Linked DNA regions of Homo sapiens: regions 2 and 3 are each linked to region 1. Evidence: chromatin loops called from intact Hi-C (ENCODE). Cell type or tissue: A673. All regions are shown on one strand. Region 1 has its middle 100 kb from the start of AGR3. Region 2 overlaps LOC107986772 (a long non-coding RNA gene). Region 3 has its middle 88 kb from the start of LINC02889.

What was found. Hi-C counts contacts between places; a loop is a spot of excess contacts. Peaks named below come from ENCODE experiments on the same cell type or tissue, not always from the same donor. Only the 100,000 strongest peaks of a DNase experiment are listed, where the experiment ranks them.
Region 2: it touches region 1 in a loop (2.5-fold over the local background); 8 of 110 quality-filtered maps call a loop at or near these places.
Region 3: a loop joins it to region 1, with 5 times the contacts of the local background. A loop is called at or near these places in 60 of 110 quality-filtered maps.

What each region holds. Positions count from the first base shown.
Region 1 is chr7:16,981,351-16,983,850 of GRCh38, forward strand. No RefSeq gene overlaps it. Among named protein-coding and RNA genes, the nearest start is that of AGR3, 100 kb to the left of the region's middle. In A673, a CTCF peak has its summit at 1,452 (motif pointing right); a DNase peak (open chromatin) is centred at 1,471; H3K27ac peaks cover 402 bases.
Region 2 is chr7:17,157,454-17,159,953 of GRCh38, forward strand. The region is part of intron 1 of LOC107986772 (a long non-coding RNA gene); the gene reads left to right. All of the region lies in intron 7 of LOC101927609 (a long non-coding RNA gene), which reads right to left. Among named protein-coding and RNA genes, the nearest start is that of AHR, 140 kb to the right of the region's middle. RefSeq lists an enhancer at 2,307-2,426. In A673, a CTCF peak has its summit at 1,016 (motif pointing left); no DNase peak of the experiment used is centred here.
Region 3 is chr7:17,645,546-17,648,045 of GRCh38, forward strand. No RefSeq gene overlaps it. Among named protein-coding and RNA genes, the nearest start is that of LINC02889, 88 kb to the left of the region's middle. In A673, a CTCF peak has its summit at 1,258 (motif pointing left); no DNase peak of the experiment used is centred here.

The DNA.
Region 1 (2,500 bases):
GGGTTCTTAGTAACCTGAACAAAGAGGCCAGGTACACAGTGGCTCTTGTATTCTAATTGAGGGGAATAAAATATCTGCACCATTGTCTTCTAAAGGCAAATATTAAAATGAATATTCTGAAGTTTATAGTACAGTGAATCAGAATCCTTAACCATAGAGCAAAAGTCATTCGTATTTTTCACAAGCTCCCTAGGAGGTTCTTGATGTCCATTAAAATGTGAAAATCTTGGTCTGGGGGAAGGGGATTGACACGATGGGAAGGAGAGGATGTCACTGTATTTCATTGACAGTTAACTTCCCTCTTTTTTTTTTTTGAATATAATTTTTGTTTTTATTTCAGATTCAAGGGGGTACATGTGCAGGTTTTTACCTGGGTATATTGTGTGATGCTGAGGTTGGGGCTTCTAATAATCTCGTTGCCCAAGTAGTGAATATAGTACCCAATAGGTAGCTTTTCAACCCTTGTTCCTGTCACTACCTCCCCACTTTTAAAATCTCCATTGTCTGTAGTTCCCATCTTTGTGTCCGTGAGTACCCAATATTTAGCTCCTACTTATAAATGTGAATATGCAGTATTTGGTTTCTGTTTCTGCATTAGTTTACTTAGGATAATAGTCTCCAGCTACATCAATGTTGCTGTGAAGGACATGATTTCATTCCTTTTTATGGCTTTGTAGTATTCCATGGTATATATGCACCACATTTTCTTTATCCAAGTGACCACTGCTGAGCACCTGGGTTGATTCCATATCTTTGCTATTGTGATAATGCTGCAATAAACATATGAGTGTAGGTGTCTTTTTGGTAGAATGATTTATATTCCTTTGGGTATATACCCAGTGATGGGATTGCTGGGTTACATGGCAATTCTGTTTTTAGTTCGCTGAGAAATCTCCAAAATGCTTTCCACAGTTGCTGAGCTGATTTGCATTCTCAACAGTTGTGTTGTGTTTCCTTTTCTCCCCAACCTTGCCAATGTGTTATTTTCTGACTTTTTAATAATAGCCATTTGGACTGGTGTGAGATGGTAATCTCATTGTGGTTTTGATTTGCATCTTCTGATGATTGGTAATTTTTGAGCACCTTAACTTTGAAAATCTTCTAAATTAATTTGACATCACCAGAAAATAATTTCAGAACAGTTTCAATCCAATATTATTGTTTAATCTTTCAAGTCTGACAAACATTTCTTTCCAATGAAAGCACAATCTCAATTTACTAAGCAACCATAACTATGAGGCAAACACACTATATTTTTAATGTGCGCCGTATCCTGGGGGTTAAAGATTATATGTCTCAATTTAACATATTTATTTACTTTCTTTTCCTTTCCTTTTTTCTTCCCTTTCTGCCTCTCTCCTTTTTCCATTCCCTCGCAGTCACTCTTTTTTTTTTTTTTTTTTTTTTTTAACCTTCCTTTCTGTTTTCCTCATGGTGCAGTGTTTCAGTGTGACCAGCAGAGGACACTATGCTGCAGCAAGTCTGGGCATCAACTATCTAAAAGATAAATTGCTGATTGAATTCAAAGAAGATAGATTAAAACAAGCTTGTAAATGTTGTTAAATACATGAATGCCTACTGCATTTTAATTATGGTGATTTACATGGACCTACCATGATCACGTACTTCATAAAACAAACTTTGCCTTAATAGCTGCACTTAACGATGTACTCTTTCCTTTATGAGAATTTAATTCTCTGAATATGATATGTTTTTAAAATAAGACAAACTCAAACCAGTTGCCAATAGATCCTCAGCTCCTCCTGAGGTCCTTGTTTTATGGGTCTGTTCTACTGTGTAATTGTTTAGTTTAACTTGGTAAACATGTCAGTTTTCCCAGGATAATTAGGTGGATAAACAAAATGTTCAAAAAGAAATGGAGCCAATTAGACTTTTTATCAAAGACATACACACAAAAAAGGCTTTACAAATGAGTGGACTTTTCCTTAGAGGTTTGATCTTAAATTAGAGTTCCTGGAATTTACAAGGGACCAAGGAGGCAGTTTTCCTAAATATAACGAAATCTTAATTATCTGGGGAGGAGAGCAAATGAAAGACACAAACTCTCACATGCTTTGAAATCATACTTGGGTGGGAAATGCAGAGAGGCATGAGTTCAGTAAGAGCATAATTTTATCCCCACCTGCTCACAGCCACTTTTAAACAGGTTGGGCAACTGGAAGAGAATGCCCTGTGACTTTGGGTAATTTTCTTAGAGCTAGCTCAAAGTAGACAGGTACCCAACATATTTTTAATACTATTAAATAGGTGGCAGTACCTGTTGTGGACAGTTGTGTGTTGTATAGATGGAGACTTCAACAATTGTTTGTTCTAAAATCAACAGTCCATTAATATATTGGGTGCTCTTTCTGTAGAGCTTAACGGTGTTTTAAGAACCATATCACTTTATTCTATTTCTTATTTTTGGTCATTGAAAATAGACTCTTATTTGGAGTGTAACATATGATCTGACTTCTCTATCCAGATTTTGTCTCATGTT
Region 2 (2,500 bases), 180 kb after region 1:
GCTAGTGCTTATAAAGTGGAGTTAAATTAACCTGATTTAACTAAGAGATGTTATGCCAAAGAGTATAAAAATTGAAGAGAAAAGACAAGTCTAACTTTCTTAGAATATGTGTATATTAGATGAGGTATAATAGGTGACACTTAGTTAGCCAGCCCTTGTGTTTTAAATATATAATCTTATTTGCGTATTCCATCAATCTTATGAAAAAGGTACTACTATATTTGACATGTCATAAATGAGAAAAATGAGGCTCAGCGCAGTTAGATAACTCTACCTAAAGTTTTACTGATAAATAAGTAGTAGAGCAAGAATAGACCCCAAGAATCCACGATGGTAACCACATAAACCATATTTTCCTCAAAGGTATGTGAAGGTCTCCTAAGAGCAGAAACTTTTTTTTTTCTGGTAGAAGCAGACTTTCAGTCTATATTTTCTTCCATTCATTTTTGCACTTCTGATCCAGATCACACCTTTATTTCACTCATCCAATCTACTGGACAACTTTGAGCTTTTCTAGATTTCTTTTTGGGGGACCGACTGTGACTAGATGTGTGTTAAAATGGACAATTGTTCTGTTTCCTGAAGAGATTCCAGTCTCTTACTCTTATAGGTGTTCTACAGATGTAGAATTAGGAAAAGCATTGTCTACATGAAGAAATTTAGAAAACACAAGGAAAACCAATCAGAAGGCCAAAGTTGAGGAAGACTCATGTCTAAGAAAATGAAGGTGTACATCAGGCTTAGGTAAGAGAAGTCTAGGATACAGGAAAGAGGGGATTCAAATCCAATCCAAAAGCTGAACATTGACCAGCACCATACTAAAATAAACGTACCATATAGAATTAATGGGAAGATTTTTAATCTCACATGTAGTCTAATGCTTCCTGCTTCTCTTCAAGTTCTAAGAACTAACAGGCAAGTACTTTTAGTTGTAGGTGAAGTTTAAGAGAGATCAGGACTAACAGAAGTATGCTGTGTGTTTGGAATGTGTGTTCTTCCGCCATCTGTAGGACATGAGTGTCTCCTATTGGGTGCCTGTAGCCTAGCTTGTTTCTTTCTGGAATCTTTAGCCATGCACTACATCAATTATAGGAATAATAGCTATGAAAGACTCCACGTTTTCCCTTCTTCCCGTATCTGAGGTGAGAACGATATAGATTAGGTAAAATGCTGTTCCCATTTCAAATATTCAGCCTGACAAAGCAACACTGCTTTCTCAAGCAGTTGCAGTGTACTACAATCCAGTCTTTGGGATTAGAAATCCAAAGGACTCAGACTAATACTACGCAAATCACAAGTTTCCTTTTACTGGTTTAATCGTTGCTGATAAAAGGTACAAATGAAATTACTGTATTTGTTTAGCATTAATTGTAATTTTTGAAATGTACTCACCACTTACTAAAGATTATAAAGCATGACACTATGTTAAATGAAGAATCTAATGAATAATTTTTTTTTTTTTTTTTGAGACGGAGTCTCGCTCTGTCACCCAGGCTGGAGTGCAGTGGCGCAATCTCGGCTCACTGCAAGCTCCGCCTCCCGGGTTCACGCCATTCTCCTGCCTCAGCCTCCAGAGTAGCTGGGACTACAGGTGCCCGCCACCACGCCTGGCTAATTTTTTGTATTTTTAGTAGAGACGGGGTTTCACCATGTTAGCCAGGATGGTCTCGATCTCCTGACCTCATGATCCACCCGCCTCGGCCTCCCAAAGTGCTGGGATTACAGGCATGAGCCACGGCGCCCAGCCTAGTGAATAACTTTTAAAAACATTCTGCCAGTGACAAGTAAAAAAAAAAAAAAATACTGAAGCTCCCGTATTGCTTCATATGTGTTTATTGATATTTTCCACAATGTCCAAAATAATGTATTTTACATAGCTTCTGCTCATGAAATATTAGTTGATTTTTTTTTTTCCATGGAGGATTCATTTCAAGTTATTTCCCAAACCTTGGTGAGCCAAAATTCAATCTGTCTCTCAGAGGTGGAAACACCTACTTGTAACTAAAAAGTCACTGGGGCTTGTGTATTGATGCCAGTAAGACTCATTCATCATTGTTGATGATGTTGGTGCACCTGTTTATAAGTTACAGGTATAGAAAAGCCTGAAATAGTAATGTTTTACCCAGACAGATATGGGGACATTTTCTGTTTTCTTCTAGAGAGAACACTTTTTCTCATTTTGTTTCAAAATGACTTTGCAGACAGTGAGAGTGAAAGGTGTTTTATTCTTACTATTGACTCTCAAATTTGCAGTAAACCACGTGGTTTCTTTCTTAGAAACATAGAAATTATGAGCTGGAAAGAACCTTAGAAAACAGCCCCATTATTTTACAGATGAGGAAACAGGAACCCAGAAAATGATGAGCACCTTTCCAAGGTACCAGATTTAGTTAGCGGCTGAGCCAGAACTGGAGTCTATATTTGCCTTATTCTACCTCCAGTGTTGTTTCCCCACCACACACAATCCTGTTCTGCATATCTCAAGCCAAAATAACCAGTC
Region 3 (2,500 bases), 660 kb after region 1:
TATATATAATTAGTTTTCAGAGAAATAAAAATCCCCTTTTATTTTGCAGTCATATTTCACGGTTCACATAATATTGCAATTACCCACTTTAATTCAATGGCAAGTATAGGTGGCATAAACAGGATTGGGACAAACTCACCTGACCCTTGGCAGGCACACAATTCTATTGGGAAAGCAAAACTGTGGGGATCCTGCTAGCTTACTTTCAGGATGATACAGACATCAGATAGTATAAGAAAAAAAAATTGGTTAATATGTTGAGTCAGTTAAGTGGAGATACTCAGTTGGAATATCCAAATCCATATCCAAGTCCATATCTTTTACTATTTCCTCACACTTTCATCCTTCCATCTTTGATATAGTTTTCCTCTTTTACCTGATCCCTGCAGTTTTTTAAAAGTAGTTGATTTCCAAACACATTGTATTAACATTTTCTAAGCAATTTGCATTTCAGTTAATGTTATACAATACAAAGTATATTTCTGGCTTTAAAAGAGGGCTTCATCAAAGGAGTTTATTTTTAAAATCTAATCAAGCAATGTAAAAATCGTTAAGTGAGAAACAAGCTCTTACAATATTGATGAGTAAAAGAATAAGATCTTCATAGGTAACCAACATATATCACCACATATATACATGGAAACAAAGGCGAATTTAGGTTGACTTTCATTTACATTTATAGTAAATAAGACAATGTATCGTGACCTTCCCTGGGAATAAATGTTTTTTTCACTTGAAATTGATATCCATGAAATCAGTTAGGCAGTTCCAATATAATTCGCCTTTCCGTTTTAGATAAGGACCAGATGTGCTCTATTGGGACACATGTTTTCATGTCCATTTGTATTTTCCCTTCAGGACTAAGGGTGTGGAGTCTAGAATTAGTGAGGCTCTCTGATTTGAAACTGCACCTCCCTCACTTACTACATTATATGTCTAAGCAACAGTCTCCTCCCCATGGCTCTTCTGTCCCATGCAGAACACAGTCATGCCTTGTGCTAAGCTGGTAGCCCCAGGTAGAGTAGCCCAGGAAATGCTTGGGTGAAAAGCTGTTACTCTTGTTCTCTAACTTATATTGCAGAAAAGCAGTGCTCCCACATTATAAAAGGACAGGCAAGAATCCCAGGAATCTCTTTACCTCTTCATAACAAATCCCACTCTGATGAGACTAGAATCAATTAACTCCAGTGCCTAATACACACATCACTACTATATGCAACAATTCTATTCACTATTCTAGAAAAGCCTTGCTAAACAAATCTGCCTTACAATGACATCTGCTGGGAGTTTCTGGCACTGGATTTTTTTTTTTTTAAGACCAATATCTGAGGTTAAAAAACACGGCTCAAGAGAAAGAGAATTTAACTGTGTCAAGAATCAATCTCTCAAGTTATCTTTCAAACTAGGGACTATATCGCTTAAAAAATAAAGAAAATATACCTCAGGTGAATTCATAATAAATATCAGATGCTGAGCTATGAAACTGAACCCAAAACATGAATTAACATTCGAATGCAGTGTTATCCAGCTTTTAAACATTCCATCTAGCAAGAAAAGGACAGAATATATGACATTCTTCTTGGATATGCTTATACTTCAGAGAATTTCTCAATGCCGAAAATCTGTCATTTTTTTCAAAAATATCAAAGTATTTATTGAGCTTGATTATTCTTCATATTTAAGGGACTACTGCTGTAAGTTTACGTTAGAAATCTTTAAGGGCTGGTGAAGAGCATTTTCCTTCTAACCCCAAGTTTGAATTCCAGTTGAGGATGTGGCCAAGGTATGGTGTTAGAAGGACCATGGGAGTGAATCTTCCAGCAACTGATTGACATATCCAGTGGTTCTGCCTTCAAAAAGGGATGATGGCTGGGTGCACTGGCTCACACCTGTAATCCCAGCATTTTGGGAGGCCAAGCTGGGTGGATCACCTGAGGTCAGGACTTCAAGACTAGCCTGGCCAACATGGTGGAAGCCCGTCTCTACTAAAAATACAAAAATTAGCTGGGTATGGTGGCAGGCACCTGTAATCCCAGCTGCTTGGGAGGCTGAGGCAGAACAATCACTTGAACCCAGGAGGTGGAGGTTGCAGTGAGCCAAGATTGCACCATTGCACTCCAGCCTGGCGACAAGAGCAAAACTCCATCTCAAAAAAAAAAAAGGATGATCATGCTGAAATTAAGATGATGCCTAATATTTCTCTGTCAAAGTAACCTAAGCTATAAAAGAAAATCTCCTAACATTCTCTCCCCTGTGAAGCGGCAGACACCTAAACGAAGGAGGAGTTAAGTTATGGGAGTTCACCGATGAATTAGAAAGGCAAAAGGAATTATAACATGAACAAGTTATAATTCTACTTAATTGCACCCACTAAGACATATTAACATGAGATGCAATTAACCTAAGTATTAGCACAAAGTCCAATCTCCAGCTACCACTTAGCCAAAAAATTTTTGTAACTGAATAGAAGTGTTCATTGTTCATTAAGGAAATTTATATT